Linked DNA regions of Homo sapiens: all the other regions are linked to region 2. A link is a loop called in an ENCODE intact Hi-C map of the cell type or tissue named here. Cell type or tissue: PC-9. All regions are shown on one strand. Region 1 overlaps KRT1 (keratin 1). Region 2 has its middle 22 kb from the start of KRT78. Region 3 has its middle 3.6 kb from the start of KRT3. Region 4 has its middle 3.5 kb from the start of KRT6A. Region 5 holds the start of KRT5 (keratin 5).

Region 1 (5,000 bases), 200 kb after region 2:
CGGCGGCGGCGGCAGCTCTGGCGGCCGGGGCTCTGGCGGCGGGAGCTCTGGAGGCTCCATAGGAGGCCGGGGATCCAGCTCTGGGGGTGTCAAGTCCTCTGGTGGCAGTTCCAGCGTGAAGTTTGTTTCTACCACTTATTCCGGAGTAACCAGATAAAGAGATGCCCTCTGTTTCATTAGCTCTAGTTCTCCCCCAGCATCACTAACAAATATGCTTGGCAAGACCGAGGTCGATTTGTCCCAGCCTTACCGGAGAAAAGAGCTATGGTTAGTTACACTAGCTCATCCTATTCCCCCAGCTCTTTCTTTTCTGCTGTTTCCCAATGAAGTTTTCAGATCAGTGGCAATCTCAGTCCCCTGGCTATGACCCTGCTTTGTTCTTTCCCTGAGAAACAGTTCAGCAGTGACCACCACCCACATGACATTTCAAAGCACCTCCTTAAGCCAGCCAGAGTAGGACCAGTTAGACCCAGGGTGTGGACAGCTCCTTAGCATCTTATCTCTGTGCTGTTTTGGTTTTGTACATAAGGTGTAAGCAAGTTGTTTTTCTTTTGTGGAGAGGTCTTAAACTCCCCATTTCCTTGTTTTGCTGCAATAAACTGCATTTGAAATTCTCCATGTCTCGATCGCCCTTGTTTACGGCACTGTCTAACCTGGATGGGTGTTTTGTGAGGTAAAAGAAGACACTAGAGCCACATGGCATATGGGAAAGTCATGCACACAAACATGAGAAAAATGCAGAGGCCAACCAGGCAACATTTCACCAGACTGGAATCACAGAGAGAGCAAGCACTTTCCCAGATGGTGGGGATGTCATGGAGAAATGGAGAGACCGGGTGACAGGTTTTGTTCATTTGAGAAGGCTTTCTTGAAAAGGGCAGTGAGCAAGCAGGTTGGGAGGAAGAGGTGTGGCATTGAGAAGAAGGGAAAGTATTGCATGAAAAAGTAATTCTTCACGTGGAACAGCCAGTAAGGAGGGGCATGAGTAATATAGGGTCAGCAGTTACTGGAGCCAGAATACAGACTTTGGCCTGGGGAGTTCAAGAACTAAGAGTGGTAATAGAGAGTTGGATATTCCATTTCCCTTCTCTTTTTGTGCCACCACCCAAAGCTCTGCATAATCTAAGAAGTTCCCTTGTTGACACATAGCTCATACTTGTGAAGTTGTACAACAGGATAGCATAGTGGCCAGAAGCATGGACAGTTGAACTCAGATATGCTTGGGTTTGAATCTTACCATCACCATTTACTAGTTCTGTAATACAGTGCAAGTTACAGACATCTCTGCACCTCAGTTTTAGTATGTCTAAATTGGGGATGATAATGCCTTCCTTGTGGGAATAGTGTGAGGATTGAATAAGATGAATACACAGGGCTGAGCACACAGCAAGCACTAAATAAGTGCCAGTTTTAATGATAATGGTGATGATGATGATGATGATGATGATGACGTAACATTGCTTGTGGGACTCCATACAGCTCAGTAGATGCTTGCTCAAAGAAGCAAGTTACCAAAATTTTTGTAATGGTTCTCTGAACGTGAAAAAAGCAGTCAACTTCTCTGAGGATCAATTTCCTTAGTTTCCAATTAGGAAAAGTCTTCTTAGCTCCAGAGTCCCACAGGGCTAATGGAATAAGGAGAGGATAGATCACACATGTATTATGCAAACACAACTCAGGTGAGCTCTATTCTTCCTTCTCAGTTATCCCTTCTGTAGGGACCCCAGTGTCCCCTGCTGTCTTTCTGTGTCCTGACCGGGAAACACAGTGTGCCTTGTCTACTCCATCACTTGGCCAGCTGCATGCTTTCCTTTGCAGGCTTGAAGCAAAGCTGGGTCTCGGGCATTCTCAGGCACTGACAAAGCTGTTTAGTTGTTGCTGGGAAACACTGGGAAATAGCCCTTTTGTTAAACACACAGAAACTAGCCTTCGCCCTGAGCCAAATTCCTTAAACTCGTCTATGAAATTCCATAACCTGACTCCTTAACTGCAGACATACCCAGCTAGAACATCCCTCATGTCCCTGTCCACCGTGAGAATGCTGCACTTCACTCTGAACCTTTAGTCCTCCTTTTAAATACTGCACACTGATCACCCTGGTGTTTAGTGCTTTGTTTTTTGGAATCCCACCTGGCTCCATTTTGGGATGGTTCCGGGCACTTCCCTATGGAAATTCCCCTGCTGTCACTGTCAGAGTGAGTCCAGCAGTGGGTTTAGCTGGATGAAACACCACCATGTCCATTTCCATTCAGACTAATGTCAGAATTTGAAAGGCACTATGGTAGAGTAGAAAGAACAAGGAACTGTACTATTTAAAGGGCAGGCAAAGAAAAGGCATCTATAGCTTATAAGATGTGTGGATCTTTGGATGTGACTTGGCCATCCTGAGCCTAAGTTGTCTTGTAGGAGAAATGGGAATGAGAATATTTTCCTCTAGACATCAAGAGGAAAAGAAATATAACGTGAAAACCTTTGTGAATTGTGAATGTGTTATACAGAGTAGCTAAAAGAATTAAAAAGGGAGTGACAAAAAAGTAAAAGGCAGCTGGCTGCTCAGGGCCTCCATGGAGGGAAGTACCTTGATATGGTCACTGTGGCTCAGTGACAGCTCTGCAGGGACAGGAAATTGATTTGTTAGTGCACCCAAAGTTGAATCTGCTCCTGAGTACTGATTTATGGGAACCAAACACACAAGAGATGAAGGATGTGTCAACCAGAATGTCCAGCATTAGCTTGTGGGGAAACACATACTTCCAGTGACTGAAATACCATCCTGTTATCAAGAGATCTGGGAAACTAAAGTACTGACAAGAGCTGGCTTGATCTGTGGATTTAGAACAATGAGAGTTAGGTGGCCTTGAGGGAGATGATTCACTCTCCTTCACAGAAGAGCTGACCTCTGGGGTCAACAGATATAGCACCTCTTTCCCAGGGACGCTACTGAATGAACAGTGATGTGTTCTTATACTCTGGCCCAGATTTTCTACATACTTTCTTAGGTTACAACTTTATTTAGTCACATTTCAGTACTGGGGATACTCCTGTTTATCTTCTTTGGACTCGAGTTTTTATGGGAAGGTCATGAAACAGAGAAAAATACAATTTGCAGGGAAACTTACCAAGGCTTGTAAGGTTACAAGGATTAAATGAAAACCCTGTGTAAGTCAGTATATAGTGAAGAAGTAAATTGAGTTAGACCAAACGCCAAAATGCATCCACATTAGAAAGACGATAAAGGAAGACTCTGGATTCAGTTCTGTTCAAAAAACATTTTCTGCACAAATACTATGTATGAGGAACTGGGCGTTGGGGAGATGATGATGAGTGAGACATGGTTCTTGCTTTCAGAGAGCCTAGAGACCTGGGTGGTAGCAATGGTAGAGATACATCCAAGACACAGAAATAGATATACAGGAACACAGATGATTGAAAGTGATGCTTGGCAGGGCTTTAAAGAATGAATCAGAGTTTTTCAGGCAGACGAGGATCTTCAAGGCAGAGGGAATCATATAGATAAGGACATAGAAGAGTGAAATTTCATGAAGTAGTTAAGCATCTGAAGAAGCATGGAATTAGTGACAAGAAATGATGCGGAAAAGATATCCAGATCCAATCAAGAAGGGCCTTGTTGGCATTCTATGGAGTCTGGACTTTGGCTTCTGGGTCACAAGTTCTCAGATGGGGTTTTCATATCTATTATTAGACCTACTATGTACTGGTCCAGTGGAAGGGAAAGGGGTTGTCTTACTGCTAGTGGAGTAGGAATTGGGTATGGACCACAGCTTGTCTTGTTTCCAAGTATTCCCTAAGAAATCTGGTCTGCTGATGGGAGATCTATTTATGGAAATGTCTTTTTCCCTCAGGAATTTTATGTCAGAAACAGCTGTCATAGGTGAGGAGGAACTGGTAAAAGTACTTAATAGGAGAGTGTCATGGTCAGATTGGTGTTTTGGAAAAGTCAGCCAGGGCAGATTGGAGAGGTCCATATTGGAGGCAGGAAGACTTAAGAGACTATTGCAAAGGTGAAGACAAAAGACGATAGGGACTTGCACTTTAATTCCAGCCCTTAGAAGTAGTAGAAGGTCAGAAATGAGAATATGCATTACAGAGATAGTTAGTTGCTATATCATTAGGACTTGGTGATAGATTGGATGAGGATGCGGTTGGGTGAGGCAAAGAGGAGAGTCCACATTCCTGGTCTGGGTAGTAACAAAGAATCTAGCAAGAGGGCTTGTGGGGAAAGATGCTGAGTTACGTAGCAAGTGCATCTGCTTTATCCTTGTAATGAATGGGGCTAAAGGTGTAAACCAAAGAGTCATCAGCATTTGGAGGGTAGAATAAATCATCAGATAACTCAGGAAGAAGGAGCAGAAGAATTACTGATACTCCCTGGAAGGAAAACCGGAAGTAAATGGGAGAAACTTGCTCAAGTGGACAAAGTTTAACAGACATGAAGCTGGTCAGAATTCCTCAGAGGCCATCCACCAAAGCTACTGAGATCCCCAGATCTACTGGTGACCTCCCCGAACCTTAGATTGTACTCTTCCATCCCTAGGTGGTCTAGTGTGTGTTTGATGCTTGGTGCTTATCCTGGTAACAATACTCAGCAGGAGGGCAATCTACAAGGGCGAACGTGGGGTTAAAGTTCTCCTGTCCCCTGCCATGAGTTCCCTTTCTCTGTGGCAACCACTCCCCTCAGTTTCTTGGGTGTCCTTCAAAAGGTATGTATGAACATTCAGGCAAAAATATACATATATGTTAATTCTCTTTTCCAGATGTCTTGCTACTCTGGCCTTCCCACTGCAGTCGACTTGATCATCTTCACCCAGATGGGATTTGAATTGCATATTCTTCAGCAGATAGGCCTTTTGGAATCTGACTGTGGCTTCTGTCCATACATTACAACCTGTGACCCAATTCCTGGATTTTTCTTTTTTTTTTTTTTGGAGACAAAGTCTCGCTCTCGTCACCCAGGCTGGAGTGCAATGGCGCGATCTCAG
Region 2 (5,000 bases):
AGAATATCTTCCTTAAAGGATTGTCCGAGGATTAAAGGAAACAACACCTGGAGAGTACATTGAAATAATAAATGGTAGCTATGATGATCTCCCCCACAGATATATCCACACACAGAGGCATGGACACATGCAGATTTACACACACACAAAACCTCAGACATCAATACATGTATAGGAGCAGGCACATATCAACACAGGTGTATTTGCACAAAGATACAAAGACACAAACAGAACCCCCTGCCCCCACCACCAAGGAAAACAACCCCCGCAACAACCATAAAAGCAAGTTTTACTGCCCAGGGTGTGATGGGAGCAGGCAGCCCAGCTGGGTTGGGGGTGGAGGCCTCCGCGTCGGGCGGTGCCTGCCCTGCTCAGGTTCCCACTCAGCCCCAGGGACAGGACGCCTTCATTCTTCCAACACGCCACTCTCTGTCCCCAAGAGCAGTCACCCCATCCTTTCTCCACTGTCACCTGAAATCAGGCCCTACCCTCTCCCAACAGCATGAGCTCCAGGGTGGGGGCCCCCAGGGTGGTTGTGGTTGGTGGGAGGGCACAATGGTCTGGTTCTCCAGGGACGGTTTGGCGGTCAGCAGGGGCGGTGGTCCTCTGGGTTGGTGGATTCCGGTTTTGGGGATTTGGCTGCTTGGCCTGGGAAGTAGCCCGAGGGGGACCGCCAGCCCCTGGGAATGGCCCTCTGGGCCCTGGACAGTTTTAGGCAGCTCTGCTCTACTTTGCCTTGTGCAGCTCCCCAGCTCTTGCCTGAACTCCTTCCTGGAGCTGGGGGCATTTGGAAATGGTGCTCTAGAGCCAGGGAGAGCTAGAAGGCATCCCTGCTCCTGACCCTGGCAGTAAGAATCCTTTCCTGTTCAATCACGGCCATACCAGCCTGGTCTTCCAAGTAGTGTTTTCCCATTGCCCTGGTGTTTCCCCCGACAATGAACCCTCGGTTACTAGCTAATCCTAGTATCAGAGACTGCAAGGGACCCCCAAGGCTACTGGGTCTACATTCGAGGTAGAAAATTTCACATCTGAGGTCACACAGTGATTCTGTAGCAGCAGCAGTGGGATTGAACCTGGGGCTCCTGTCTCCCCATCCAGAGAAGCCCTGAGTCTCAGGGCTCCCACCACCTCCCCCACTGCCCATTTTCACAGGGAGCAGGTTTGTGCCCCTCCCGTGGACTATATGGTCCTAAGGGCTTTTGTTGAAGACCAGAGCAAGGAGATGCTTGGGCCCTGGCCTCTGGGACTCCCAGCCTGATAGGGGAAGAGAGTGTCAGATCCAGGCAACAGTGGAGCAACTGAACACACCAGGCCAGGAGGCTGGCACAGATTCTGGGAGGTTTATCAGGCAGTTGCCTGCAGAAAAGTTTTGAGGGAGAGGAGGGGCATGGACAGTCCTCTGGACTGTGGGGCGAGGGGTCTTGAGGGAAGGTGCCTGAGGCTTGCTCTGTCCCCTTCATAGAGTAAACTTGCTGCTTCCAGTTCCGGGGACTAGATTCTGGGGGTTGGCCATAAGATATCAGGTGACTCTTTGCTTAGAATGTTGAGTACAACTGAAATGGCCCAAATGCTTCACCCAGGCCTGGACCTGATGTAATGTCCTGTAGTATGACCTCCAGGGCTGACCCTGGCCAAGCTCAGGGGCTGGTCTCCTCGGGGGAGCTGGGGAAAGCGGTGATTTCTCTGATGCCTTGCCAACCTCCATTCTCTTGCTCTGAACCAACTCAGTCCAAGCTTCCCAGGGGCCAACTGACTCTCAGATGTGACCACGTCCTTCCTGAGGGTCCTCCAGAAGACTGAGAAGCCTTCTCAAATGCCCAGGCTTTCAACAACCCCCTTCCTGACTCTCAGATTTCGTGCCCCTACTCTCGCCCCCAGGGCCTGGATGAGTCAGAATGATGGGGCTCCCAGTTGGCAAGACTCAATTTTGCTGGCTGGGAGTTTTTTCAGGGTGCTAATTAAAAGGAGCCACCCAGAGAGAATGACTTCACTTGTTCACACACACACCCTTCTGCCCTGCCCTCCCTTCTGCCCCCATTCACACGCTGAGCCAAGGCAGGGGCGGTGGGTGGAGGGAACCCAATGGCAAAAGTGTGAGCATCTGTGTATGTCAACAAGCAAACTGCAGGCTCAGAGCATTTTTGACATTTTTTTTCCCCTTAGTCAAATGTTGCAGTCGCTGCATTTCCTCTGCTGTTTCCCTCCCGGCTGAACTGGACAGGCAGAACTGCCTCTGGGTGGGAAGGGAACTAGGTGTCTCCCAGTGGGCCCCAAGTAACGCCACTATGGTGGGGATTCCCTCCCTGGCCTGACCTCAATCCCGCCAGCTGCAGTCTATTCCCACCGATGTTGTCCTCTGTGGATGGGACCCCAGCTGGAGAAACCTTGGTGGGTCCACCTTCAGTACAGGCTATGTGAGGTTCTCTCCAGTCCCTCACAATCCTCTCTGTTCCCTAAATTCTTCCCCAGTTAAAATCACAATCCCTTCCAGTGCTGGGTGGCAGGATGGGGCTGTGGCACCCAGGGTAGGCACTGGTGCAGGTCCAGTGGTATCTGGATGGTGTTGCTGATGGCCTGGAGCCCCCAGATATTCCTGCTTTGATGCTTGGTACAACCCACATTGACCCCCTTTGTTTTAGCTAATTGGGGCAGCTGTGAGTTTCTGGATTCTATCTGGCCCAGGTCGGTGGACTGCCTTCAGACTCCAGGGTGCCAGGGAGCATAGGGCGTGTTGGAGGTAAAAGGGCCAGGCTGGTGCCGCCCTGGGAGCTGGGGGGAGCCCGAGCTCACCTCTCCGCCTCCTCCCTCCATTCTAGGATTGCCCTGCAGGGGTCGCCCTAAGCCAGGCTTCCAGGCGGCCAAAGCACCCACCCTTTTCAGACTCCGGGTCCTCCCTCAGGCTCCTTGACCCCCAGACTCGGGGTTCTCTTCTCTCTGTGGGGTCCCCTCAGCCCTTGGGAATCCAGGAAGTGACATGAGGAAGGGACAGAGACAATGTGTGACCCAGAGGCTCTGAAGCGACAGGAGTGACAAGTGTCAGAGCACATGCAAATGACATGCAAATGAGCCTGGCCAGTGCCAGAGGGTGTCTGGGCCCAGGCACTGTCTCCAGCAGCCCTGCAATTGTCTGCCTCTTCTCTACCTGTCTGTGTGCGTTAGGGTCCGTTTCTCTGCCCCTCCCCACAAGTAACCAACTGCGCCAGGCATGTGCTAAGTACTTGGAAACCTCAATTGTCACTATAACCCATGGCAGGGACCATTATCCTCATTTTTTCATATGGTTTCTGTATGGCTCCCATGGGGTTGGATTAGTGTTTCCCAGTCTTCCTGCCCCCTACAAATTAATAGGTGTTTAGTGAGTCTGAAAATAATGTAACGGGGGCCCCACCCCCACCACCTAGAGAGCAGAGTTCCTCTGAGAGGTCCCAGAGAATGGGGACTCTGGGCTGTGGTTTGGCACAAAAAGACTGGGGCAGAGGGTCAAATGTGGGAGGGGGATCTAGAGAAGACATTTTGACTATTTCCCAGCTTCCATGGGGCCACCTATCCCTGCCTGACCAGGGTCCCTGGACCTAGTCCTTCTGTATATTGACTTTGTCCTTTCAGAGATGGCTGTAGTCACCTAACTTCAGTCCCCTTTGTGGCAGCACCAGCCTATTACCCTGTGGTGGGTCAGGCTTGCCAAGAAACTTTTAAAGGGGGTTTGATGTAGTTCTGTGCCTCCCTCTTGCAAAAGGCCTTCATGAGGCCTGGGGGCTTCAAGTGACACTTTTCCCCTCTCCTTTCCGGAATAGAGCTCCAGAGACCTGGAAGGGGCTGTGGGGAACTGACGCCCTGCTCCTCCTTGCATTTGACACTGCTTCTTCCTGGCACTTAGCAGGGCCTGGGGAAGCTGGGATGGGGCTGGGGGTGGTGGCCTTAGGTGAGGTTTGCTCTGTCTCCTCCTCAAAGTGATGTGCTCCAGCCCCAGCTGGCACTTTCATTCCAGTTTCCTCCTCGCACATTCTTCATTTCCCCTCCCCTGCTGTCTCTGCTGCTTTCCGCACCTTCCCTGCTCCCTGCCCATCTCCTGTCTCCTGAATCTCCAGCCAGGTGCCCCTCTTCTCTGTTCCCCCTCTGGGAACCTTCTTGGCTGGTCACTCTGGAGTCCCACTGAGTTTCTCTTCCCTGGAGACCCTTGGGGCTTGAGCACTCCTCTCTGTGGCTGGGAATGAGGTGGCTCCAGGAATGAAACCCTGGCACGTTCCAGAGTTTGGAGGCTCTTGGTTGCTCAGGAAGCTCCCAGCATGTACACTCCTTGGGGTCTGAGGCCCCTGGCCCACCACTGGCTTTGAGGCAAATGGCCCAGGCCTCCCTGGGGCAGTGACAGCACAGGGAAGTAGGCACTTGGGCTCAGCCACAGGCCTCCTTTCCACCATCTCTGCACCCTATTCCCTCCCACACTGCATGCAACCATGCGCCTGCCCTCTCAATCAGGTGGCACAGAGGCCTGGCCCCCCTCCTCATCCCTTCTTTCACTTAACAATCTCTCTCCCTTTCTTCCCGAGGCCCCTTACACTCCCCTTCACTGGAGCCTTCACCAGCTGCCCAGCCCATGGCTCTGCTAGTTGCCCCATCTGGCCTGAGTGCATTCTCTCTTTGGATTCCTCCATCCCCTCTGGTGGAGGGGTGGCTATTCCAGCTGGAGAACAGACAGATGCAGGCATAGACCTGAGAAATGCTTTACAGATAGTCCTGGGTTCAGATTCTCACTCTGCCACTATTGGTTGTGTGATCTAGGACAACCAAGCCTCAGTTTCCCCATCTATAATATGCGATTAATCAGAGGTATGCTATGTAAAGCACCTGGCATGTAGTAGTTGAACATTAAGTGATAATTCTACTTCTTTTTTTTTTTTTTTTTTTTTTGAGACAGGGTCTCCCTCAGTCTCCCAGGCTGAGTGCAGTGCAGTGGTGCGATCATGGCTTACTGCAGCCTCAAACACTTGGGTTCAAGTGAT
Region 3 (5,000 bases), 71 kb after region 2:
CAGAGTAAAGACAGGGAAGTGTGGCTCAGTGCAGTACCAAACCAAAAGCAGCTTAGCATCACTCAAGACAGGGCAGGGAGTGGTGGGAGAGGACGCTAGAGAGCAAGGTTGAGGCCAGGATGTGGAGGGCATGGGTTGGCCCATTGTCCAATTTGTTTGGGGTTTGGGCTTTATGTTCTAAGACTAGACAAGCTCAGAACAAGGCGTGTCTGAGAGATTAAGCTCAGAAATGGATGAGGAGATAGCTCTGGGCCACCTGCTCTCAGGGTGTGGCCTGGAGGCCCATGATGTGCTTTGAATTGCAGTCTGGGAACCACCACTCTGCACCTCCCTCCCCTGCCACGCAGCTGTAATGCTAAGCCTTGCCATGGCCATGCCTCCTTTCCCACTCTTGTTTCCTATGAGGGTATGTTTCCAGGAATGAAGAGGTTTGCTGTCATTCCTTTGTCTCTTGGCAGAATTGTCTCTCACCCCACACGCTGGCATCCATTCCTTTGATATTTATTGAGCATCTTTCATATGCTAGGGGCTATAAATTGCTATTTTAAAAATCCCCTTGGGTTACTTACAGTGTCCCCTGGTCCCCTTATTTTCACCATGATTGTACCCTTTGCTTTATGTCTAACTGGATCCCCTCAAATTCCTCAGTGGAGAGAGATCCATGCTTTTCAAATCATTGCATTGAGAAATAAATGTATTTTTCCTCTTAAATGCCTTTCCCAGGTTAAATGACCACTTAATGACTTTTTTCACCTCCCCTTCTATCTTTTTTTTTTTTTTTTTGGAGACAGACTCTCGCACTGTCACCCAGACTGGAGTGCAGTGGCGCAATCTCGGCTCACTGCCATCTCTGCCTCCTGGATTCAGCCATTCTCCTGCCTCAGCCTCTGGAGTAGCTGGGACTACAGGTGCCCGCCACCACTCCTGGCTAATTTTTTGTATTTTTAGTGGAGATGGGGTTTCATCGTGTTAGCCAGAATGGTCTCAGTCTCCTGACCTCGTGATCCGCCCGCCTCGGCCTCCCAAAGTCCTGGGATTACAGGCCTGAGCCACCACGCCCGGCCTATCTTTTGTTTGAAGACAACTGTTTAATAACTTCCTAAGATCTCTTGGGAATTCTCCAGCGAGGACAAGGTTGTGATTTCTGCTGTGTACAAGCCTCTGGTTTGAGCAGGCATGCCAGCCAGACATGATTCAGCACAAATATAAATGGACAGCTCTTATCCATGCAGAGGAATCTTATGTAAATAGAGGCTTATTCAGGGCAAACCTTTTTTTTTTTTCATTTTTACTGTTATGTTTATTTTCTCTGTAAGTGCTTTGTGAATGCTGTCCCTTCAGTTTATTCTTACAGCAGGACAAGGAAGTGAGTTATTTAAAACTAGGAAGCTGGCTGGCATGGTGGCCCATGTTTATAATCCCAGCACTTTGGGAGGCTGAAGTGGGCGGATTGCTTGAGCCTAGGAGTTCAAGACCAACCTGGGTTACATAGAGAGACTCTGTCTCTACAAAAAAAATAAAAAAAGTGTTAGCTGGGCATGGTGGTGCATGCCAGTGTCCCAGCTACTTGGGAGGCTGAGGTGGGAGGATGGCTTGAGCCTGGGAGGTTGAGGTTGCAGTGAGCTGAGATTGCACCACTGCACTCCAGCCTCAGCAACAGAGTGAGGGGCTCTCTCTCTCTCTCTCAAAACAAAAACAAAAAAACAAAAACAACCCCCTGCCCCCACCACCAACAAACCCATGCCTTACCATTCCTCCTCCCCAGGCAGGATTGATGGAAGTCAAGAGCTAAAGAAGGGAACAGAATCTTAGCTTGCATTGAAAGAAGCACAGTGCCCCCATCACAGACAGGAAGGGGCTTCTTATTAGTTCTGGTGCACATGAAGCCACCTTAAGTATCCTATCTTAGCAAGGCACTGTAGTTTTAAGAGGTCCATTAACATATTAAAGTGGGTGCAGAGAAGATTCCCGGAAACCATCTGTACTGAGGACTGGGAGAAACAACTGGGTCTATCTAACTGGGAGGTTGGTGTCTGTGAATTCCACAGTATTTTCTAATATTGGAAGGGTTGTGATACAGAAACCAGGGGAGTGTGTGTGTTTTACTATGGAAGGCCAGGCAAGAGCAAATTCATCGCAACTCAGTTCCCATCTGCTGAAGGCCTGCCAGGGCCACAGGCTGATGGACACAAAGGCAGGGAAGACAGGTGGTAACAGTGCTCAGTGGGGAATCTCAGCTGGGGGCAGGTGTCCAGCCGTGGAAGGGGCAGGACCTTGAGACCTGAGGCTGAGAGGCCCCAGTTAGGGTTGCTGTTGTGTCAGGACTGCAAGGATTCTGAGAATGCACATGGATGCAAGTGTCTCTCGACTGAGTGAATAATGTGTCTTTTTATGTATATGTATTACCACTTTCAAATGTATATGACTATGAACTGCACTTTTATTTAAAAGTGTTGCTAAATTCATAGTAAAAAATGTATATTCTCAAAGGATACTGGAAGTATGAGTTCTGACATGTGTGAAGGTCAATGTAATTTTTTGTGTGTTAAAAGGGGCCTTCACAAGCAGAGAGGTATGGGTGCCATGCCATGACGGACAGGTGACTGGGCCTCCTGCTGCTGACCACAACTTCACTGATCCTTTAAGAGGAGTTAGGCTCCCATGAAATGGAGTGGAAGGCACGAAAGCTAGATCCTTGAAGACCTTCCTTGGGTCAGGGTGGGGTCTTGCTGGCCTGGGCAAGTTAGGAGATTTGATGAATCGCCTTCCATGGGGATCCTGAAGAGTAGGAGTGGCCAGGTGAATTCTGCCTCGAGGTAGAGGAGTGGACTGGAGAGCCTCCTGGCCGTAGCACCCTATGAGTCTCGATTTTACACATTGCAATCCAGTGACTCACTCTTTTCTCCAGGGAGTAAACACTTAGGGCGCTTAGTTAATAAACTTCAGATAATTCAAGTGTTGGGGATGACTGTAAACCAACTCTGTTTTCTCAAAGTGTTTATTAGGCCCTACAAGTTTAGAGGGATGGGCCCAACCAATAAGAATTTCAACTCACTGATTATCTCCTCCCCTTCCACCACTTCCTTCACTCACAGCTCTGATCAGAATTGACAATCTAGTCCCACGAATGTATTCCCCAATCTTTGTTTTGCTCCCTGTCCTCTCAAAGGTCAAGCCATGTCTTCTCTGCTATCCCAACCCCAAGAGTAAGTATAGATTATGCCCTTCTTCCTTTTTCTTCCACCATCTGCTGGGGAGGTCCCCGACCCAGGACTAGCTGATGACAGCAGTGGTTGTGATGTTGCTTCTCAAAGATTCTTCTCCAAGATAATTCCCTCTAAAGGAATGACAAGCATGGCTCAGAATCAGTGGGCTCTGGCAATGACTAAGATCTCCCCCCATTGGGGCACTAAGTACCCTGAATCACTATGGGTTTAGGAATTCCTAGAGACTCATTGCCCTGGACTCTAGACCCCACACCAGACCAAGCAGCAGCCTCATTTCTGTCTGGCATAAAGGCAGGTCCTCCATCCTGCTCTCTTAGATATTATAAGGAAAAATATGGTCTAATTTTTGTGATATGTTTCCTTTTTTCTTTTTCTTTTGTTGAGAAGGGTCTTGTTCTGTTGTCCAGGCTGGAGTGCCATGGTGCAATCATAGCTCAGTGCAGCCTTGACCTCCCAGGATCAAGTGATCCTCCGACCTTAGCCTCCCAAGCACCTGGGTCTACAGGCACATGACACCACACCCGGCTAATCTTTGTATTTTTTTCATAGAGATGGTGTTTTGCCATGTTTCCAAGGCTGGTCTGAAACTCCTGGGCTCAAGCAATCTGCCCACCTCAGCCTTGCAAAGTATTGGGGTTACAGGCGTGAGCCACCACATTTGGCCTTGTGATATGTTTCTTAAAACACTGGCAGATATTTCATTCATCTAGCTATGTTCCTGTGAGATCTAGAGGGTCAGAGATGATTGATCATCTTTTATGGTTAATGATGCTGAAATGCAGAGAATTTAAATAGCTTTGGTCATGCTTAGTCATGGGGAGGATCTGGTCTAGCCCTGGGTTTGGTTCATTGCCTTTGAGGGAGCAAAGAGGAGAGGAGCCTGTGTGGCCACACTCTAGGCCTGGGCTAACTTCACAGTCCATGGGCAGAACTTGCAGAAAATTAGGGATATAAGTCAGAGATGCTGGAGAGGGGATCCCAGCAATGAACGGGGCAGATTGTGTGACCTCAAATGTCCAGTCAACTTCAACTTGATTCTGTAATTGATTGATTCTTGATTGATTAGTTCTTGATTCTGTGATTCTACATTTTTTTCCCCTGAGGAGGTGACACTCATTTTGCATGTAAATTTTTCTAAATCTGAACACCAAATTTGAGAAGTCTGGATTCCTCACATTGAAATAATCTCAATTAGCTTGTGCTACCTCATGCAATGGGAGTTGAACTAGCTTTCAACCAGTTTTATCTGGTTGTAATCCAGTATAAGGGCTTAACCATTAGTCATTAATAATTAATTGATGGACTAATTCATTTTTTCAACAAACCAAACTTTATGGCACTTACTATTGGCAAAGCACTGTGCTTTGGTTCAAGGCACCCAGTATATTAACAAGACTGGAAACTCCTGGAGAGCTTATGGTTTTATCCTGGGGAGGAGCTAGGATGTTGCACAGCCTGGCAGGTAACACATGGGAGAGATAAGGATAAAATGGAAGAACCAGGCCACTGAAGAAAATTGTACTTCCTTTGCACTTGGGCCACTCCCAGCCCTACCCAGTGGGTGTTGAAGAAGTCTCTATCCTTTCCCCCAATTCTAAGGAGGCTCCTGCCAGGGCCATACAGACCACACCCTTAGAAGGGCCCAATGTGCAGCAGACAGAACAAAAAAGGCCTGTCCTGGAGAGATAAGCAGCTAACTTGGCCAGCTCCAGAGTGTGCAGGATGGCTTTCTTTTGGACAAACCAAGCCCAGTCATAAGCCTCTGAACAACCC
Region 4 (5,000 bases), 370 kb after region 2:
AGGGAAGAGGAAAAAGAGAAGGAAATTAAATTTATCAGATCCCCCTGAGGCCTCACTTGCAACATGAGTTCCACAGACTTCTGCCAGAATATCAATGATCTGTCGCTAATCCTGCCCCTAGGCTTAAAGTGAAATTATACAAGATTAACAGATGGAAGCAGCCAGGAAATTCCAGGAAATCTCAGAGGAGACTGGCTTGCTTTCTAGGGTATTTGTACTCTAAGAGTAAAATGATTTGAAAGTAAATTTTATAGGTGGGAATTACTCCAGATCATTCCAAATGTGGAGGAATTACCTATTACCTCATAATTAATCAGATATTTTCCCTGAAATATTTTCCTGAATTAACCAGATATTTTCCTGAAATAAAGGGTGTTTGACCAGAAGGCCGATGGAGTGAGACATCCCTCTGTAAGAATTCACTTCATCCTATCTTTTACATTATTTAAGCCAGGCCCTGGGTATGTCACTGGGGGATAGTTGAAATATTTTTTCCCAAGTATACTTAAAAAAAATTAGACTGTGTAGTGAGGGGAGCCTTGCAGCAGTGAGGAAGTAGAAACCAGAGTTCAAAGTGGAGATGGGATAAGAAGGGAGATGGGAACTGGGGAAGGCAGTGGAGAGAAAAGGAAACCAGTCCATTGGAAACTCTTCTTGCAGTTTTTACCGGTCTCTCTGGAAGGCTGGCAGGGCTCCCTTCAACCCTGTTCTTATCAAGGACCTCAGCCACGTGACAGAAGGAGAGCCTGGTCCTTCACCTGCACACTATCTCCTGCTCACAGAGGAGGGTTCCTGCCTTGTCCTGTTGTGCAGCCTGTCCCTTTCTCGCCTTCTCATCTTTCCGAAAGCACTTCTCTGCACTTCCAACCTCCCTTCTTGCCTCCCATCATCAAAATGCCTCATTCATAAGATACACACTGCTCTTCCTCCTCTAACTAGTGTCCCCACACGGATCAGGAAAGCCAAAGGTTGTCCCCTTCTTCCAAATATGCCCGTCAGTGCCCAGCCCAGTTGTGCGCTTTCCAGTGATGTAAACATCCAAGTGCACCTACTTACCCAGTACCAGCATGCACAGGGTGAGTCAAGACGGATTGGACACATGCAAAATATGTCACTCGGTAACTACATTTTATATGAACATGCGTCAAACTCAATGTGTAGAGAGCCATCAGAGTAATTTCTGTAATTGTGCAAACACTCAATATTTGCCCCTCGAAGCACAGAACATGCATCAATCCTGTAGGCTAATGATTGTTTCCAGTTCACTCCAGGCTCCTTGTCAAAATCCACTTTTTTTTTTTTTTTGACACAGGGTTTTGCTCTGTTGCCCAGGCTGGAGTGCAGTGGCATGGTCATAGCTCACTGCAACCTCTGGTTCCCGGGCTCAAGCAATTCTCCCACATCAGCCTCCCAAGCAGCTGGGATTACAGGTGTGCACCACCATCCCCCATTAATTTTTGTACTTTTTGTAGAGAGTAGAGATGTGGTCTCACTATGTTGCCCAGGCTGCTCTCAAACTCCTAGACTCAAGTAATCCACCTGCCTCAACCTCCCAAAGTGCTGAGATTACAGGCGTGAGCCACCGTTCCAGGCATATAATCTACTTTTGATGGTTGAAGTGGCAGCTACAATGCTTCCCTCCATCCCTCAAGTCTGTGAGGAAGAGGTTCTTGATGTATCCTCAGTGGGAAAGTCACATGGAGTGACATCTGGGGATTTAGGAACCACACTTTTAAGGGCAGGTTGGCCTGTGCAAAATGTTATTCCAGTGACCTCTGGACTCCACAACTGACCTGAGATAGAGCCCCATCCCGCTGGAAAATGGAGTTGTGAGACTTCCTGCAGCTGTAGAGAAAGCCACTCATGGATCATGTTCAGATAGGCAATGCTGTCAATGTTCTCTGCAAAAAAAAAATAAAAAAAAATAAACGGACTGTGTGTGTGAAAATTGAGAAACAGAAGGGAAGCTCCAGAGCTAGGTGCATACTGAGTATTCATAAACAACATGATTACTAAGTAAAACAATTTTGAGGGATTCAAGACTCTCTAAACCACTAGGTCTACCATAGAAGGCTGCACATCTCACACTAGCCTTCGTGCTTCTGTCTATGTTGCTTACACGTGTGGCTGCCAGTATTTCTCTTTCAGTGGGTGCTCCCTAGGGACAGGCCTGGCTCGCTGGGATTCCCTCTGAGCAGCATCATCCTGCATTGTGGCTTGCAAGATTAGGCACTGAATCTTAAAGCTTTTGATGATGATGACAATAGCCTCTCCCTCATTCTCATCTGCCAACTCCACCCTGGGAGGCAGAACGCCTAGGCAAATCCTCTTTGAGGCAGACTTTCCATGAGCTCAGGCTTCAGGAGCTCCCTCCTGTCCTCCCTCCACACTGGGAACAACTCAAGAGTGCAGGTTAATCCCTGGGCCTGGAACAAAGGCATTCTGCATTCCAAGGCAATCAGAGACAGCTCCCACCTGAAGGGAGGCTCTCCCGGCAGAAGGAAGAGGCTGGGTTCAGCTGTCCCCTGGGGAGGAGGCTGGCTGTCATCCTGCTTACTCATCCTGCGTGCTTTGGTTTCTCTCACATAGTTGCCTGAACCATCACCCTTTGTTCTAATCTTCTTATGAAGGTTGTGCCTTCCCCACTCGGCTCTTCTAGGGAAACAGAACACCTCTGGGCACCACCATGGGACATGAGCCATGGTCACCAGAGAGGTTTCACCTGAGAATAACCATCCAGGGTAGATAGGGTGGCCTGCCTATGAACATGACCCTCTCCTGGGATAGGTGGTCGCTGGCAGAGGTAGACTCAGAGGCAGAGAGGGCTGGACTCACAGGAGAGAAAAGAACAGGGCCCAGCCTAGGGCAGCTGTCTGAAAGCAGGCCAGGAACAACAGGCACCTCCCACACCAGGACAAAGAAAGACATAGACAATCAATGGCAAATGAGCCAGGTGCAAACTTCCCCTTTTAGTGGTGGTGGGGCCTGGGAAGAAGTGGAATCAGAAATAGATCTTCCGGCAGCAGCAGGATTCCCTCCTCTCTAACTCCCCCTCCACTGTCTTAGAAGCCCTTCATCACCTCTCATGAGTCCTCCCAGCTGACCTCACTCTATGGGGTCACTGGACTTGGTTCCCAGAGCATGCCTGGCAGCTGGGAATGGGAATTTTTTTAAAAAACCTCTTAGTAGATATATAAGAGAATGTCATATAAATTTAGCAAAAGGAGATACACTGGTGTCAGGAAATTAAACATGGCACTTTATATTGCTGGTGCTGTCTGATGCACACACCAAGCCTAGATTGAATAAGATGTTGAAGTTAAACCATCCTCTGATAGACTAAATGAATTACATTACATATTTTATTCAGGGATGAGTTCACCCCCACACTTAAAAAGACAGGAACTCATTAGTGAAAAAGGAACTGATGCAGTTGGCACTGCTGGTTAATAGCAGCTGCCCCTGTGTGTGTACCCCAGAGAACAGCCTGAGACCCAGCAGAGGATGGGCAGGGGAACCTGACTCCATAAGAGGGAGAGCAGTCTTCTGGGCTCCTGCCAAGAACTCAGAGGTTGGATCCTCTCTCCAACCACCTTTCCTTCCAATCACTCAGACAACATGCTGCCTCCCCCACTGGGCGGAGCTCTGTCTGCCCCATGCTGCTGCTCAGCAGAGTGGCTGCAAGCTTGCAAATTGCTCTTCTGATCCTGTTGCTCTTCTGCCTTCTGCGGCTCTGTGTGGCATCTGGGAGCAGGGCAAACCTCTATACATGGCTTCCTAAGTCCTTACTAATGTGGCACAAGCCTGCAATGTTGGTTTCATTTCTCTTACCGGTCTCTGAACCACCCTCCTCCCCCACACACATACCCTGCACTTGTGTCCCTGTTCTTGACGCTTCTTGTGGGCCTCTACATACAAAATGTCTTCATACTTTCCTATGATAATATTAGCTTACCTTCGGTGAGAAATTATATGCCAGATGCCTTGCTAAGACCTTCAATTAATTATCTCACTGAAGCCTCACAATAGCACTTTGAGGCCGGTGCTATGTTCACTCCCAGTTTACAGGTGTAAAAACAAGGCACAAAGGGTTTAAGAAAGTGCAGAGGGACACCCAGGTGCTTGGTCATGAACCTGAGCCCTCTGTCTCCAAAGTCCATGCTCTTAACCAGGGGTTGGCAAATGTTTTCTTTAAAGGGACAAATAGTGACTATTTTAGGCTTTGCAGGGCATACAATCTCTGTTGTAACTACTCAGCTCTGTCTTTGTAGTGTGAAAGCAGCCGTGGACATTGGACATTGACACAGACATAGGACACTGGGTAAATGCATATAGCTCCCACCTGAATTGCCAACCCTTCTTACCCATCCTAGCATCATTCATGCCAAGCCTAAAGCCTCTATCCCAAGAGAGTAGAGTGGGTCGGAGCACATACCAGAAGGAACACTTCTTTCCCAGAACTGGGTGGAAGCACATTCTTGGTCAACCATTGTGCAACCAGGGTGGAGGGAGGGGAGCTGCTTCCGTTGTCTTGAGAAGGTATCTCGTTCTTGCCAGACGCTGAGTTAGCACCTCCTTTAGACAGGGAACACCCTGTTCTCCTGGATGCTGTGTCCCCCCCTCCAAATGTTGGAGAAATGGGACTGCTTTTAAAATAGTAACAAGAGCTTTCCTGAGGCTCTTCTTAGCATGGGAGTTTGTTCTTCCTCCTGCGGTTGCTCATTTATCCATAGGTTCTCACAGAACAATATTGCCCAGGATTGCTCTCCATTCTCCTCATGCACAGTGCTTAATGCATGGACTGGAGAAGTGAAGCTCATTCCTCTGTAAACCAAGCACACTCACCTTTGTCAGCCTGCCCACCCTCCCAGAAGGTGTATATGGATTTGAGATTTCAAGCACTGAGATCAGAAATTAAAATGTGGAATTGACATGTTACATCATCACACTTGTAAGGGCACAATTTTATGATTCACAGCTTCCATATGCCCCTTGACTTT
Region 5 (5,000 bases), 350 kb after region 2:
GCAGGGGCCTGCTGGAGGGAAGCGGAGGGCTCTGCTCTGCACCCTCTCCTGCCAGGGCCAATCGGCTGCTGAATCTAAGGGATGGGGGCCAAGGCTGCTCCCCACAGCCCCCTGCAGGCCTGCCCCTCCCTTCCTGCTCAGCCCCAGCCAGCTCAAAATTAAAATTCCAGCTTGCATGGCCCCTCCAATGAGCCCAGGCCCCTCCCTTCTCTCCCAGCTGCACTGGACAAAACTATGCAGTGAGAGGTTAGGCAACTTGCTCAGGGTCCCAGACCCATCCAAGGACTGGGTCAGGACCAACACATGGTCTGGAGTGGTGCCACATGCTTTTGCACCTATGCTGTGACCCACAATGTGTGCGAAGCCCGTGCACAAGAAAAACTCAACTCCAGGGGGTAACTTGTCACTATGACCTCAATAATGGCAGCAGGGACTCACCTCCAAAGGCCCTCTGAGCCAAGGCTGAGCAGTTGCTTTATGTCTGGACATTTGCCTTTCTACCTAGTCCGGTTTTCAGACTGGGGTCTGAAAGCCCTAGAGACATTGGGCTGTAGGAGGGAGGGGGTGGTGTGTCCAGCTCTGCAGATCCAGAGTGGCCACTCCCCTCAGGGCCCTGTGATTCTGAGAATCTAGCTAGGACCAGAGCTGGGACCCAGGTTGGGATGGGGGCAAGATTCCGCTGGCTTTGGGTGGAGGCAGGAAAATTCTTCCCTCAATTCCCCCTGAGGCTAGGGCTTTGTGAAGAGCTATCTTGGGCTGGCCCGCTGTTCCATCTGCCCTTCCCCATCCTGCGAATCTGGCTGCAGGCTCCCTGATGGGGCTGCCAACCATAGCCCAATGAATAGGGTGACTCACACCTCAACTATTGCTCCCCACTTTTTGTGCTGAACAAGCGTGAGGTGGAAGGGCTGCAAAGTTGAGGCCACTAAAGCTTTCTTTCTCTCCTGGAGGGGCCTGGGGGCTGGGGTGGCACGTGCAGGCTACTTGTTAGTGGGCTCAGATGCAGAACACCCTCAGAATAAGGGTGAGGGAAGAAGAAGGATGGAGGGAAGCCTAAGGAATAAAGAATCCTAAATGCTAGATTAAATCCTAAATCCTAAACACAGAGCATACCCAGTGTGAAGGGGACAACAGACTCATCCTGTAGACACGGACTGAGAGACAAAATCAGATGGACAAGACTCTGAGACTCAGCATAGGGCTGGAGGATTCACAGAAATATATGTGAATATATATAATGTATATACATTCTGTTATACATAGGTTGGTGTAGATATAGGTTGGTGCAAAAGCAATTGAGGTTCTTGCCATTGTGGGCTTCACATAACAATCTGGGGAAGGAGCGGAGGAAGAGGATTTTCTGTCTGTCAATTCACTCCAAAAAATATCTGCAGAACACTTCCAGTGCCCAAGGCTGGGCTGAGGGTGTGGGCCATGCAGAGATGTTCCCTAACCTTGGAGACTGCCCTGCTGGGGGGGACTTAGAGGATATGTACAAATGCTGTTTTATGGAACATGTTCTATTTATCATGCTCTATTAAATGTATCTTCTACTAAAGCCCTACAGATTGGAGTGGAGGCTCTGAGGAGAAGGAATCCTGGGCTGGGATGGCAGGATTTGCCTAACCCTTGTTCCACGAATGGATACCACCCTCTCCCTGGTGTCTGTGAAGGGCTTCTCCATGTATGAAATGCTGACCAGGTCCTACATTCCCTGCACAGCTCTGCGAGAGAGGTCAGGGCAGCCAGCTTACTGTCCTTTCTCTGATGGGGAGAGCAGCAGGGCGGGCCCTGCACTGTCTTCTGCTGACAAGGAAAGCAGCACCCAGAGGAGAAGCTGAGCAACATGTCCCACCAAGCCTGGGAACTGCCTCTGTGGGGTGCCCAGCAGGAAAGCTCCCTGGTGAGCCTAACACAATCCCTCCCTTCCTGCCACAGTGAAATTCCAGGCTGGGGTGGGACTCTCCCGAGCTGCAGTGGTGCTGGTGCCTGGCTCCCCACCAGGAGCGGCTCCATTATTTATACCTGTCCAGGTCTGGCATTGAGGGAGGGGCTGCCCTGCCTGCTCATGGGAGGATTCCCACGAAGCTCGGATAGAAGAGTGCTGCTGCTTCTCCCATGGAGCACCCACATGCTCCCTGCTCCCATGGAGCACCACACACTCACCGTTGGTCCCTGGCACATGGATCTGAGCTTGGCACACTCTAGCAATCCTCAGACTAGCCAGAACGCATTCCTGCTCTGCCAAGTCCTCTTTCTTCACAACACAGCTGGGAGGAGAATGAATGGGGAGAAGAGAATGTCCCAGTGTCTCAGGAGGGGTGGGGCTTCCCTGAGGGCAGTGAGGTCTGTACCCGGGACCTGTGAGTGTATGTGGTGGTGGGGATATACCCCGATATCGATCTTTGAGTGGAGCAGGAGCATCCCACTACGAGTCCTCAGACACTTGCTTCAGGCTTGGATCTGTTCTGTTCTATCAGGAGCCGAGGGTCCCCTGGTATGTCTCAGGCCTCCAGGACACTCACATCTGTTCTCCAGAAAGCAACCAAATGTGAAAATGGTGAGCTCAGCACAATTCATCTCTGAGGGTCTCAGAAATGCTCCAGCCAGGGAGGCCACCCAAACCATTTTGCTCAAGACCTGTAAGACCGGCTCCGGCCATTGGTCTGTCTGCCGAGATTGACCTGTCAGCTGCTTGCTCATCGCAGCCCTCTGGTGAGAAGTCACTGTTTCAGCTGATCCTCAGCACCAGGGAGTCATTTTCCCACTGCCTTGGCTTCCTTGTGGCCAACCGCAGGCCCTGGTGAGAGATTCCTGAGCCTGGGTCTGGTCCTGTTCTTCTACTCTTGAGAATATAGCCCCTCCTCCCTGAGGCTTTGAAGCCATCCCCATTGCATTCCTACCTCCAGCCTCGGGCCACAGGGCGCCCCCGAAACTCTGAACAGCCCAAGCACTGTCCTGCCTGAGAGCCCTGCTTCTATTTGGGGGACGGCAGAGAGGTGGCCCCACTCAGATCTGCTGCCAAAAAGAGTGGGTGTGGTTTAGAACAGACGTGTGTTAAAACCTCATCAGAAACCCCCTTTCCTCCACCTGGTGCCACAACCCCCCAGACAAGTTTTGCAGAGGGGATCTCAAAGGGCCCTCCCTAAAGCAGCTGGCAGATTGTCATGCCAGCTGCCTGGGCCCACAGGCCTGCTCTGGCTAGCCTTTCTGGCAGGACAATCCATAGACTTAGAATCCCGTTTTCCATTGCCTTGGCCCTGAAGGAGGCTGTGGGCTACAGCATAGAGAAAGCAGAGCAAGTCCCGCTGCTTGGAACAGGGTGGTTCGCCGTTATAACAGGCCGTCAGACTCTCAACATGTTCCTGATGAGATTAGAAGCTCCTGCAGGTATGTGTTTGTGGCGGCCTTCAGCCTGTATCAACACATACGATGACTCATTTCTTCCCTAGTGGAATAGAGCTTGCTGGAACACACCTGGGGGGCTGGGGAACCGGCAGAGTAGCTACCCCCAAAGAGAGACGCTATAGCCCATGAGTCTCAGGGTTTTTTTTTAAGGGATTGCATGGGATCCCCGGGTTTCCTAAACCCCCCACAGAGTCCTGCCCAGGCCAAAGAGCAAGGAAAAGGTCAAAGGGCAGAAAAAATGCTGAGTTAGGAGGAGCTATGGAAGGATAAACCTGGCCTTAAAGAGGTCAAAGTGGTTTATAGGGGGCGCTGAGGGCTTCCCACATTCTCTGGCCTAAACCTTGCAGGCAGATCTGCCCAGTGGGCTCTGGGATAGCTGTGCCTTCCCTAAGAAAAAAATTGTGCAGAAAAGGATGAAACTCTATTTTCCCTCTAGCACATAACCAAGAATATAAGGCTACAGATTGCCTTTCCCAGAGGGGAAAACCCTGCAGCAACCTGCTGCCTGGAAAAGTGTAAGAGCAGATCACTGGGGAATCGTTTGCCCCCCGCTGATGGACAGCTTCCCCAAGCTGGAAGGGCAGGTGCTCAGCATGTACCGTACTGGGATGGTTGTCAATACTCCTGGTCCTGTAAGAGTCCCCAGGACACTGGCCATGCCAATGCCCCCTCAGTTCCTGGCATCCTTTTTGGGCTGCTCACAGCCCCCAGCCTCTATGGTGAAGACATACTTGCTAGCAGCGTCACCAACTTGCTGCCAAGAGATCAGTGCTGCAAGGCAAGGTTATTTCTAACTGAGCAGAGCCTGCCAGGAAGAAAGCGTTTGCACCCCACACCACTGTGCAGGTGTGACCGGTGAGCTCACAGCTGCCCCCCAGGCATGCCCAGCCCACTTAATCATTCACAGCTCGACAGCTCTCTCGCCCAGCCCAGTTCTGGAAGGGATAAAAAGGGGGCATCACCGTTCCTGGGTAACAGAGCCACCTTCTGCGTCCTGCTGAGCTCTGTTCTCTCCAGCACCTCCCAACCCACTAGTGCCTGGTTCTCTTGCTCCACCAGGAACAAGCCACCATGTCTCGCCAGTCAAGTGTGTCCTTCCGGAGCGGGGGCAGTCGTAGCTTCAGCACCGCCTCTGCCATCACCCCGTCTGTCTCCCGCACCAGCTTCACCTCCGTGTCCCGGTCCGGGGGTGGCGGTGGTGGTGGCTTCGGCAGGGTCAGCCTTGCGGGTGCTTGTGGAGTGGGTGGCTATGGCAGCCGGAGCCTCTACAACCTGGGGGGCTCCAAGAGGATATCCATCAGCACTAGTGGTGGCAGCTTCAGGAACCGGTTTGGTGCTGGTGCTGGAGGCGGCTATGGCTTTGGAGGTGGTGCCGGTAGTGGATTTGGTTTCGGCGGTGGAGCTGGTGGTGGCTTTGGGCTCGGTGGCGGAGCTGGCTTTGGAGGTGGCTTCGGTGGCCCTGGCTTTCCTGTCTGCCCTCCTGGAGGTATCCAAGAGGTCACTGTCAACCAGAGTCTCCTGACTCCCCTCAACCTGCAAATCGACCCCAGCATCCAGAGGGTGAGGACCGAGGAGCGCGAGCAGATCAAGAC

The links. A loop is a pair of places that touch in the nucleus more often than their neighbours do. Peaks named below come from ENCODE experiments on the same cell type or tissue, not always from the same donor. Only the 100,000 strongest peaks of a DNase experiment are listed, where the experiment ranks them.
Region 1: it touches region 2 in a loop (7-fold over the local background); 23 of 110 quality-filtered maps call a loop at or near these places.
Region 3: a loop joins it to region 2, with 4 times the contacts of the local background. A loop is called at or near these places in 3 of 110 quality-filtered maps.
Region 4: a loop joins it to region 2, with 10 times the contacts of the local background. A loop is called at or near these places in 3 of 110 quality-filtered maps.
Region 5: a loop joins it to region 2, with 7 times the contacts of the local background. A loop is called at or near these places in 4 of 110 quality-filtered maps.

Annotation. Positions count from the first base shown.
Region 1 is chr12:52,670,350-52,675,349 of GRCh38, reverse strand. It overlaps KRT1 (keratin 1), which reads left to right. Exons shown (of 9, transcript NM_006121.4): 9 at 1-614. The coding sequence ends at 157. Among named protein-coding and RNA genes, the nearest start is that of KRT1, 7.6 kb to the left of the region's middle. RefSeq lists an enhancer at 1-450. In PC-9, no CTCF peak of the experiment used is centred here; DNase peaks (open chromatin) are centred at 1,879, 2,789 and 4,159; H3K27ac peaks cover 2,533 bases.
Region 2 is chr12:52,868,485-52,873,484 of GRCh38, reverse strand. No RefSeq gene overlaps it. Among named protein-coding and RNA genes, the nearest start is that of KRT78, 22 kb to the right of the region's middle. RefSeq lists enhancers at 2,897-2,946, 2,450-2,950, 2,951-3,451 and a silencer at 3,057-3,136. In PC-9, CTCF peaks have their summits at 2,629 and 2,831 (motif pointing right); DNase peaks (open chromatin) are centred at 1,574, 2,024 and 2,824; H3K4me3 peaks cover 1,216 bases; H3K27ac peaks cover 3,716 bases.
Region 3 is chr12:52,797,224-52,802,223 of GRCh38, reverse strand. No RefSeq gene overlaps it. Among named protein-coding and RNA genes, the nearest start is that of KRT3, 3.6 kb to the right of the region's middle. In PC-9, no CTCF peak of the experiment used is centred here; DNase peaks (open chromatin) are centred at 1,233 and 2,883; H3K27ac peaks cover 4,327 bases.
Region 4 is chr12:52,494,222-52,499,221 of GRCh38, reverse strand. No RefSeq gene overlaps it. Among named protein-coding and RNA genes, the nearest start is that of KRT6A, 3.5 kb to the right of the region's middle. In PC-9, no CTCF peak of the experiment used is centred here; a DNase peak (open chromatin) is centred at 2,561; H3K27ac peaks cover 1,321 bases.
Region 5 is chr12:52,519,776-52,524,775 of GRCh38, reverse strand. It overlaps KRT5 (keratin 5), which reads left to right and starts at 4,382. Exons shown (of 9, transcript NM_000424.4): 1 at 4,382-5,000. The coding sequence starts at 4,480. RefSeq lists an enhancer at 1,510-2,475. In PC-9, no CTCF peak of the experiment used is centred here; DNase peaks (open chromatin) are centred at 2,255, 2,765, 3,415, 4,225 and 2 weaker places; H3K4me3 peaks cover 2,616 bases; H3K27ac peaks cover 4,502 bases.